Linked DNA regions of Homo sapiens: region 2 is linked to region 1. A link is an interaction called in ENCODE POLR2A ChIA-PET data of the cell type or tissue named here. Cell type or tissue: Panc1. All regions are shown on one strand. Links, peaks and the distances in the headings refer to the core of each region. The heading gives the core; the rest is flanking DNA.

The links. Peaks named below come from ENCODE experiments on the same cell type or tissue, not always from the same donor. Only the 100,000 strongest peaks of a DNase experiment are listed, where the experiment ranks them.
Region 2: POLR2A ChIA-PET joins it to region 1 with 8 read pairs; 2 of 35 experiments call an interaction of 5 or more read pairs at or near these places.

Annotation. Positions count from the first base shown.
Region 1 is chr19:29,024,654-29,030,027 of GRCh38, forward strand. No RefSeq gene overlaps it. Among named protein-coding and RNA genes, the nearest start is that of LINC01532, 25 kb to the left of the region's middle. In Panc1, for the core only: no CTCF peak of the experiment used is centred there; no DNase peak of the experiment used is centred there.
Region 2 is chr19:29,097,100-29,102,473 of GRCh38, forward strand. No RefSeq gene overlaps it. Among named protein-coding and RNA genes, the nearest start is that of LINC01532, 97 kb to the left of the region's middle. In Panc1, for the core only: no CTCF peak of the experiment used is centred there; DNase peaks (open chromatin) are centred at 2,020 and 2,272; H3K27me3 peaks cover 590 bases.

The DNA.
Region 1 (5,374 bases), core at 151-5,150:
AGGGCAATGGCATCTTGCAAATAAGATGCAGGGAGCAGCGATCCTAGTGAGTTTCCACCCAAGGATCCAGCCTTTCAGGGGACAGTGCACCCCACGCCAGCTGGGAATGGCTGAAACACTGGGCCAAAGCCACCAGTTCTCAAACGAGTTGACAGATGGAATCCTGTCTTTATTGATATCTGTCTAGTGAGGTCTTCCCTGAGACTGCTGTTTGAAGGCATAGGTGTGTCCCAAACGTGTCTGTGTGCCCTGCAGGGCCAGCTCAACCCCAGGCAGTGCTAAGGGCCAACACCTTGGGGCTGGGCGCCGTGTTGCATGTCTGTAATCCCAGTACTTTGGGAGGCCGAGGTTAGTGGATCCTTTGAACCAGGAGTTCAAGACCAGCCTGGGCAACATAGTGAGACCTCATCTCTACTAAATCAATAAACAAATAAAGGTGGTGCGTGCCTGAGTCCCAGCTACTCAGAAGGCTGAAGTGGGAGGTTTGCTTGAGCCCAGGAGGTCAGGAGGTTGAGGCTGCAGTGAGCCATGATCCACTACTGTAGTCCAGACTGGGTGACAGAACAAGATGCTGTCAAAAAAAAAAAAAAAACAAAACACCTTGGGTTTAGTTCCACTTTTACTGGACACAATCTCTCTAACACTATGTGTCCTCATCTGTAAAATGGGGTCAATCATCTCTTCTCTACTGGTCCCACAGTTGCTTGTCACGAATAAATGATAAGTTTTAGGAAAATAGTTGGTGAACTGTAAAATATTTCAAATCAAACATCCTACAGTATTTGTGTTGCTGTCAAAATACGACTATTACATTCCCCTGAGCAGAGATGTCTTACTTGGTTCCTCCCTCCTTGGTGGGAGCAGCCCCACCTTACCAAACGGGTTTCCCAGAAGGCTGTTACAGAAGGTCTCGGTGCAGGATGGGCTTGCTTCGGTCACAGTGGCATGGCAGCCCCACCACGGACATCAGCAGCCAAGCCTCCACCAGATGCTTTGACCAATGTTGCAGGCAATAGGAGGCACTAGGGAGGCATCAGCACACCCCAGCTTGGACTGTCTGTTTTTAAATAAAATAAACCCTGAGCCAGGCGTGGTGGCTGATGCCTGTAATCCCAGCATTTTGGGAGGCCGAGGCGGGGCAGATCACCTGAGGTCAGGAGTTCGAGACCAGCCTGGCTGACATGGTGAAACCCTGTCTTTACTAAAAATACAAAAATTAGCCGGGTCTGGTGGCGCATGCTTGTAGTCCTAACTACTTGGCAGGCTGAGACAGGAGAATCGCTTGAATCCGGGAGGCAGAGGTTGCAGTGAGCCGAGATCATGCCACTGCACTCCAGCCTAGGTGACAGAGCATGACTCAGTCTCAAAAAATAAATAAATAAATAAATAATAAATAAATAAACCTGCAAGGGATGCAGCATGTCAGGAACGGATATAATTTTAAGTGCTTCTAACTGAAATATGTAGATTGATAGCTGAATCACAAGGACATCTCAACATACATACGTTTATTCCCACACTTTCAACCGTGTACTCAACACACCTTTCCTCAGCCCACAGTGAGTCCGGTCTTCCCTCTGGGAAGCCGAGGCAGGGGTGCTCCAGGCTGCTCCACGGGAGATCGGGGGCTCCTCAGACCTCCCCTCCCCAGGCCTAGCGATTCAGTGTCCAGCTTCAGGTCAGGCCCGGCCCCACTCCCCACCTGTCTTTCTGTCTCTGTCTTTCTCTAGGGGTCAGGCGGAGCTCCACCAGTGTCTCCAACTCAGGTGCTGGAAACCAGTCACAGCACTGGGCTTGGTGACACCAGGCCAGGGACCTAGCAGACCCTGTGTAGAGCTGATTTCTTGCTCCTCTACACAGGGGGTGGGGCTGCTGCCCTTCAGCAGAGCCTCGGCTTTCATTTAAAGCCAGCAGTTTGAGCCCTGCCACAGGACATAGTCAGAGCTTTGCCGCAGCCTGCTGCTCCCGGGGAGGCTTCCCTGATTGCTGCAGCTTACACCACGCTCCCTGCTTCCTTTCTGCTTCTCAGTGGACACGGGTCAGCTCCCTCATCCTGCCTGGGGCGTCCTCAGCTCCTGGGCAAGGCCAGCAGCTGCTCTCCATGCCCACCGCAGGGGTGGGAACACAGAGGTATTTAGGTTGCGACTCAATTAGAATTTTTAGAAATCTCCCCCTAAGTATTTTCCAAGCTAGTGAAGAAACAGAAACCCATAACAACCACGAAGCAGCCGTGTGACAGCAGCACGCTATGGTACTGGAGCAAGGAGATCAGCCCTGTGCTCAACAGGATAAATTTTTTTTTTTTTTTTTTAAAGACGGAGTTTCACTCTTGTTGCCCAGGCTGGAGTATAATGGTGCGATCTCGGCTCACTGCAACCTCCGTCTCCTGGGTTCAAGCAATTTTCTAGCCTCAGCCTCCTGCGTAGCTGGGATTACAGGCGCCTGCCACTTAATTTTTATATTTTTAGTAGAGACAGGGTTTCGCCATATTGGCCAGGCTGGTCTCGATCTCCTGACCTCAGGTGCTTTGCCCACCTCAGCCTCCCAAAGTGCTGGGATCACAGGCGTGAGCCACAGTGCCCGGCCAACAGCATGAATTTTTAGGACCCTGCAGGAGGAAACTGTCTGGGGCGCAGAAATGGGTTCATTTCCACCCAGGAAGCTCAGCTGCCCAGGAAGGTCACAGAACTGCTCGTGCCTGCTAGACTGGGATAGGACAGAGCAGGGACAGAAGGTGAAGGGCAGATGCCTTGTGCATTTGGGAGGAGAACGGAGCTGAGAAGTAGGCAGTGGTGGCCACTTTCAGCCACAGCTTCACCAGGCTCTAACATCAGGGGGCACAGGCCTGGTGACAGCCCCAGGACCTCACCACCTGGGTCAACTACCCCTTGGCAATCTTCTCTAGGCTTTGTGGTCTTTGTGTCACTCTGTCTCCTCTGTGGATTTTTCATTATGGGCGTAACAATTACTGGATTGATGCGTCGCCTTTGAAAGCCTTGTTGGAAGCGTGTCGCTTTGGAGAAATGTGCTCAGGGGAAGCCTTGAACATGCATTATCCGCCCCCCAGGTAGGCAGGCCCCTGTCTTGAGAGCACACAGGGCATCTTCTCACTCCTTAGATCTCCTGAGAGGTGCCTGGCGCTGGGGTGTTATCAACCATGGTGATGTGATGGGAGAGGCGCACCAGGGAGTGCAGGGAAGAGCAGGCTGACTTCTGGCTCTACGAAGCTGGAGAACCCTGCTAGCATAGCACAAAGAGCGCCGGACTGGGTGCCAGGACAGCGGGTCCCAGGCTTGACTCTAGCTGCGTGTCATTTGGCATTGCTTCCTCTCTCAGTGTCCTCATTTGCATAATTAGGAGACAGAATATTTTTCCAAGAGTTGCTCATTCATTCATTTAAGAATATTGCAGAGGCCGGAAGTGGTGGCTCACGCCTGTAATCCCAACACTTTGGGAGGCCAAGGTGGGCGGATCACCTGAGGTTGGGAGCTGGATACCAGCCTGACCAACATGGAGAAACCCTGTCTCTACTAAAAATACAAAATTAGCTGGGTGTGGTGGCACATGCCTGTAATCCCAGCTACTCGGGAGGCTGAGGCAGGAGAATCGCTTGAACCTGGGAGGTGGAGGTTGCGGTGAGCTGAGATCGTGCCATTGCACTCCAGCCTGGGCAACAAGAGCAAAACTCTGTCTCAAAAAAAAGAAAAAAAAGACATGTCTGTAATTCCAACACTGTGGGAGGCCGAGGGGGCAGATCATTCGAGACCAGTCTGGCCAACATGCCAAAACCCCGCCTCTACTAAAAATACAACAATTAGTTGAGTGTGGTGGCACGCCCTTGTAATCCCAGCTACTCAGGAAGCTGAGGTAGGAGAATTGCTTGAACTTGGGAGGCAGATCGTACCACTGTAATGCATCTCCAAAAAAAAAAAAAAAAAAAAAGAAAGAAATTGAATATTCCTGGGCGCAGTGGCTCACGCCTGTAATCCCAACACTTTGGGAGGCCAAGGGGGAGGATCACTTGAGGCCAGGAGTTCGAGACCAGCCTGGCCAACGTGGTGAAACCTCGTCTCTACTAAAAATACAAAAATTAGCCAGGCATAGTGGTGCATGCCTGTAGTCCCAGCTACTCAGGAGGCTGAGGCAGGAGGATCATTCGAACCTGGAAGGCGGAGGTTGCAGTGAGCTGAGATCACACCACTGCACTCCAGCCTGGGGGACAGAGCGAGACTCCATTTATGAAAATAAAGAATATTTATTGAGTGCCTTTTATGTCCCAGGCACTAATCTGGGCATTTGAGCTACAGGAGTGAACCAAAGAACCCTAGTGCAGGAGCAGGGGAGTGCTCAAAATAAAACTTGAAGCAGGGTGGTCTGGAGAGGCCCCATTGGAAGACTGTCTCTTAGCGACTTTCTTTTCCTTCAACCCAGCAAGGCCAGGCCTGTGGGTGAAGAGTTGTTCATTTACAAATAGACTAGGCCAAGAAAATCTTACCCTCTTTGCAAGTGAAGATCAATAACTCATGAATTCAAAACTAGGTTTGTGAACAATGATGCTTATGTTAATTTAATTTTATCAGTAGGTTTAATAATGTCTTATTAATTCAATAGAAGGCTTTTTAAAAAAAATAATGAAAAGCTGCATTTGAATTAGTCTTGAACCAAGCAGGGCGCTGACCTTGGTCTCCCCTGACGATCCACAAATAAGGCTTTTTTGTGGACGAGTCGTGCCTGCTCCCTGCCATGCATGGTTCTTTCCATCCCGCCCCACACTGGTTTCTGGCATCTGGCTTCGCCTGTCTGATGCAATGCAGAGAAAGAGATCCAGAGGGAAACGTGGAAAGTGGGAGATGGGGTGGAATGTGTGGAGGGAGACTTACTCTCAAGGAAGCAGAAAGCAGCTTCTTCCCAGAATCTCTTTACAATTGGAGAGGCCCCATCAGCTGTGGGGAGGGAGGGCTGCTCACACCTGCCTGTGGGCAGCAGGTAGAATAAATTATTTCTAGAGGCTCTTTGAGCAACACTGGAGTGAAATTAGGCCACCTTCCACAATTCTAGGATCCTGCTGTCTACCCCCAGAGCCTGATCAAAACATTACTCCACCAATCCCACCAGGTCTTCCAGGGCTGTGGGGAGAAATGTCTTTGTTCCGGATAACCAGAGCTGTGCTACGGCACCTCTGCAGGATGGGGTAGCTCAGAGTTGGGGACCCCAGCTTCCTCTCTCTGGCAGGGTTGGTCTCTGGTTAGACGTGCTACTAGGGAGCTAGGCCACGTGGACATCACAGACAGGTGCAGGCATTTGGAGGAGAGGATCACAGCAGATTCCGGGAAGTTGGTGCCCTTGGGGCCTGGCCTGATCTTTCCTGTTAAGC
Region 2 (5,374 bases), core at 295-5,294, 73 kb after region 1:
AGCTTACTGTCCTCTGTTCTTGGTATGACTGGATGATGTAGGCAGAGCAGCCAGAGGCATGACCGTCAGCTTTCATTCCTCAAGAATGGGATTTTTCTTGTGCACTTCTCTTTTCTTATGCATAGTCCTCAATCACCTTGGCCCCAGAGCCTGCCCAGCCAGACTTAGCAGGACTGGGTCACCCAGTTCCCCGTGGCAGAAATGTCACAGTCATTCAGGAGCATCCACATTTGGGCTGGGATGACAACACAAATCCTGCAGTAATTTAACACCTGCTCTGCTTTTATGCTGTTATTAAAGAGTTTTAGCTTAAATATTTGAGGTGTGACTCTGCTCCCTCATGCAAATACGGGTGCAGAATTTCCCACCTGGCTCATTGATTGGTGGGATCTGAAATAGCCCCTTTATGGAAAATGGTAAATTTCTTATTACTGCCTAATGAATAAAGTGCATATGATCCAGCTGCAGCAGCTCCCCACTCCCCTCTCCTTCCCAGGGAAACTCATCCCATTGGTAATTGGGGGAATGTAAATGCTGCTTCATGGCTTAATTTTCAGATGTTTTGAAAGACAATATCTGCAGCAATAAAAGGCTCAAAGACATCTGAGATATGTTTTGTCTCTTGTCCTAATTATACTAATAAATAAATAGTATTTGTTTCCCTGCACTGTAAAATTAAATATCTTTCTGAATATCTCCCCTCCTATTTTAATGAGGAGAAAGATGCTCCCTTGATGAGAATGACACTGTAGATGAAAAACGAGAAAGAACAAAGAATGTTAACCATCTAAATACAATAACATGAGAAGAACTGTTTCCTAAGTTCTGAGTATGATCTCTGGGTGGGATATTCTCCTTCTCATCCTCTTTGTCTGGAGAAAATGTCTCTCAAATGTATGCTGTTTGGGATCTCTGTAAATTTGAGTCCTCAAGGGAATTACTGTTGCCTTACCTACAGATGGCACCTTGTGGGGTATCCTCGAACACTGCCAAGCCTTGGCACCCAGGAACCAAATCTCCTTGTAACTTCTGCGGAAATTGTGAGAACAGGGATCTTTCCATCTTACTTTCCACCGTCACCTGAGTGCCTAAAGCAGTGCTCAGCCTGTAACGGGTGCCCAGCTATGTCACATTTGTTTCAGGAGCACTCCTGTGGCCCTGCCAAGTCTCATGTTCAAGTTGGATCCCAGCGTTGGGAGTGGTGCCTGACGGGAGGTATCTGGGTCATGGCTGTGGATACCCCACGTGTGGCTTGGTGTGATTCTCACTCTTAGTTCCTGTGAGAAGTGGTCGCTGAAAAGAGCCTGGCACCTCTCCTTTCTTGCTCTCTTGCTCTGTGATCTCTGCAAATGTCGGCTCCCCCTTCACCTTCCCCTCTGAGTGGAAGCTTCCTAAGGCCACACCAGAAACAGATGCTGGCACCATGCTTCCTGTACAGCCTGCAGAACCATGAGCCAAATCAACCTCTTTTCTTTATAAATTACCCAGTTTCAGGTATTCCTTTATAGGAACATGGACTGAGACAAGCACAGATCCCAGGAACTGGGCAGATATCTGTTTTCCATAGGCTGATGGTTGAGGTCGCAGCTCTGCCCCTCACTGACCGGCAGGTTTGCAGCAAGCCTCATTCTCCATCTGTTAAATGGGGATAGTCCCAAAGAAAGACAGCTGTGACTGAATTATTTTTATTAAATTGTCTGCCCAGACCTCAGTCTCTCCAACCACGAAAGAGGGATGTAAGATGAGATAACCATGAAAGTCCATTGACCTCGGACACGGTGACACTAAATAAAATGTTCTTAGTACGCTGACTCAGAAACTCCTCAAACTAACTGCCAAAGTGCATGGGCTGATCCCCCTGCCCCCATGATGCTGCTGGCTGGAGGGCTGTCCTGAAGTCCAGTGGGCAGCCAAGGCCACGCCTGTGCCTGCACCACTGCCGGCCCTGCCCTACCACTCCTCTCTGGACTCATGTCCATATCACAGCTGATTGTGAAATCCAGCTCCAGCATGTTGTATTTGAGGAGCTTATTTCTCACTAACCACATTTGGCCCACAGGCAAGGCAATTAAGGGTGTTCATCCATTTACTAACCCCCCACCACCCCCTGCAGTGCCCCGAGAGTGGGAAGGTGGCAGAGCTGCTATGCTTCAGAGCAGGTTCCCTGTTTCCACTTCAGAGCCCACTTGGCACTGCTTGAAACGCCCTGGATGTTTGTTATGAAAGATTATTGGGAAGCAGTGTGACTGGGCATGCTGCACTGCTTACAACAGAATGGGAATGCACGCTGCCTGCCGCTGAGTGGGAGAGCCCCACCCAGCTCTGAGGCAAGTGTGACTCACAGCTCCCTGGCCTCTCCGATCCCATGGAGCTGAGGCCACTGGGCCTTGGTGAATGTTATATAATGTCTCACATGGAAGAACATGCCTACCGCCAAGGGCAGGGGTTCTAAGTCCCAGGGCCAGACAGGGACAGGGTGGTCCACACCCCTGCCTCCATGCTGCTGCTTTCTGAAAACATAGGCTGCAGAGGCTAGCATGTCTCTCAAGTCTGGAATCTTGGGTGGGCATCTCCAAATGTTCCTCTTCCTACTCAACAGGTCCAGAACTGGCCTTCAGATTCCCAGTAAGAGGATGTGTGAGGCTCTTGCAGGAGTTTGCAGCTACCTGTGAATTATCATGTCAAGAAGCAAATTTGTCATCCACTCTTGTGCTTTGCTGAGCCCTATCCTGGTGTTTGACTCAGATGCTGCTGTCCGCAGAAACTGGCCCATCTGTTGAAACTGGCCCAATTTTCCCATAGAACTGATGTTTGTGGGTTTTTTGAATAAATGTAGAAGTTGACCCTCCCAGTCTTCAAGCTTGAGAAATTTACATTTGTCCGATTTCCTTTTTCAGGAAGCTGACCATCAGGCTTTCCAGGTAGTGTCAGGGAGCTAAAGCTTTCCAGATAATTGTATCCAGGTGGTGAGGCCACCTGCTGCCTGTTATCAGCTCCTGTTTAAATGAACCCCTGACAATAGTCACTTAGGGAGATGGATTTGAGACTTGTCTCCCATCTTCTGGCTGGTGTCACCCACAACAAAGCCTTTCTTCCCTGGCAATACTGATTGTTTCAGTGATTGGCTTTCTGTGCAGCAAGTAACTGGATCTAGGCTGAATCCTAGGTGTGCAGCAACAATATGGGAGCCAAGAAAGCCCCCTTCAAGCCAGGTGTGACTTAGCAGCTCCTTCTCTTTGTGGCACTGTCTCTGCACTTCTCTGTCTTTCTCCATCCTTTTGAAGAAAAGGGGGAATAAATACCAAGAGAATCACAACCACTGCCTCCCTGCAGGAGATTCATCCCCCTACCTCCTACCTGAAGGTGTTTGCATGGAGCATGCGGTGGGGAGAGCTCTTTCCTGCCCATATGACCCCTTGTTCTTAGAATCCTGGAGATGATTCAATGAACTTTCTGTTTCCAGTGATAAAACTCAAAATAAACAGAATTAAGTGAAAAATTGGGCATTGGCCCCCAGTAAAAACACTGTATCTCCTTTCACTCCTGTCTCCCTGAAGGCCATCTTCTCTCAGCTTCTCCCTTTATGAAGTCTCCATCAGCCCTCTACCCTCGTTCCAGAATTGAGTTTCTTCTTGTCTGGTATGTTTACAGCCCCAGGCGTGGCTTACTTCCCCTGTCATTTTCCACTGTTGGCTAGAGAAGGGATAGCATGACCTTCTAGTCTGTGTTGCAGTCTGCCTTATTTCTTGTTTTCTTCAACTGTTCCAGAGCATCTAAAGTAAACGAGTCACATTTTATACTGCAAAAGACAATCTGCAGAAGCCCTCATTGGTGCATGGGAAGAAAATTATGTCATTGGGTTGACATAAAATATTCCTGTCCTTATGGGTCTTTCATGTTTCTGCATGTCTTGTGAGCAGAGGGACTGGCTGCCTTTGTTCAGAACAATCTTAAAAAGAATCACTGTATAGTGAACAGCCTTGGAAGGTAAAGAGAATGTCTCCCTCTAGAGCAAAGGCTAGGTTTGCTTACTGCCCAACATAAAAGATCCAGGTTCTCAAAGCTCAGAGCTCCTCTCCTGCAACACGTCCACTGAGTGTGCAGATGTCACCTGGCTTTTCCATCACCATGTGGGAGTCAGGGCTCAAGAAACTAGCACAAGAAAATGTTGATACTTGGGCTATTGCTATTTCTGTGAGTAATAAAGTTCTTTGTCTCTGACCTAGGAGTCTTTTGTCCTCTGCCAATGTCCATGAAATTGTGGCAGGCTAATTGTGATGTTGTAAAATATATATTTGGTCTTTGACACCATTTCCTGGCATACAACTCCTAAATTCCTTGGACTCTTCCAAGTGATGTCTTCTTGTATGCTAATGAATTGGCTGATGGCTGAGAGCTCCTATATAGCTTCAAGAGAGAAGCTGGTCATCAGAAAGACCAAGGCAGGATTAGAGTGTTGGGACTCCAGGAAGTGGGGAGGTGCTGAAGGTTAAGTTGATCACCAATGACCAGTGGTTTAGGCAATCATGCTTATGTAATGAAGCCCCTGTAAAAACCCATAAGAACAGAGTTCCTCTCCTAGTTCCTGGAAAACTTCCAGATAGACAAACACACAGAGGTTCCTGCAGGATGGTGCACCCCAGGTAGGGCATGGAAGCTCTCCATCCCTTTCCCCATACCTTACCCTACACATTTCTTCATCTGTATCCTTTGAAATATTCTTTATAATAAACTGGTAAATGTAAGTAAGTGTTCCTCTGAGTTCTGTGAACCATTCTAGCAGATTAATTGAACCCAAAGAGGAGGTCTTGGGAACCCCCAACTTGAAGCCAATTGGTCAGAAGTTGGGGTTTCCAAGGTCCCCTCTTTGGGTTCAATTAACCTGCTAGACTGGCTCACAGAATGCAGATAAACACTAATTTACATTTACCAGACTTTCTACTAGTGCCTGAAGTAGGGTGGGATGGTCTTTTGGGACTGAGCCCTCAACCTGTGGGATCTGATGTTATCTCCAGTTAGACAGTGTCAGAATTGAATTGGAAGACACCCAGCTGGTGTCTGATGCAGAATTGATTGCTTGCTTGGTGCATGGGAATAAAAAAATGCAACATTTTTCCACTGAATTCTTCTGTGTTGATTGTCATTGAGTGCAAGAATGTGAAAAACTTTGTGTTTTTTCTACTCACTAACTTATCTTGCAAGTAAGGTAAAATCTCATTACCTTCAGAGTTCCTGACAATTCTCTCTGCTAATGTAATTTTGGCTGTACAATGCTAAAAGCACATTTGTCCTCTGCCCAATCTTAGGTTATAGAATCTAACATAAATGATGACTTGCCCAACCAGTTCACCTAACTGGGTTCTGCTTCCAGGGT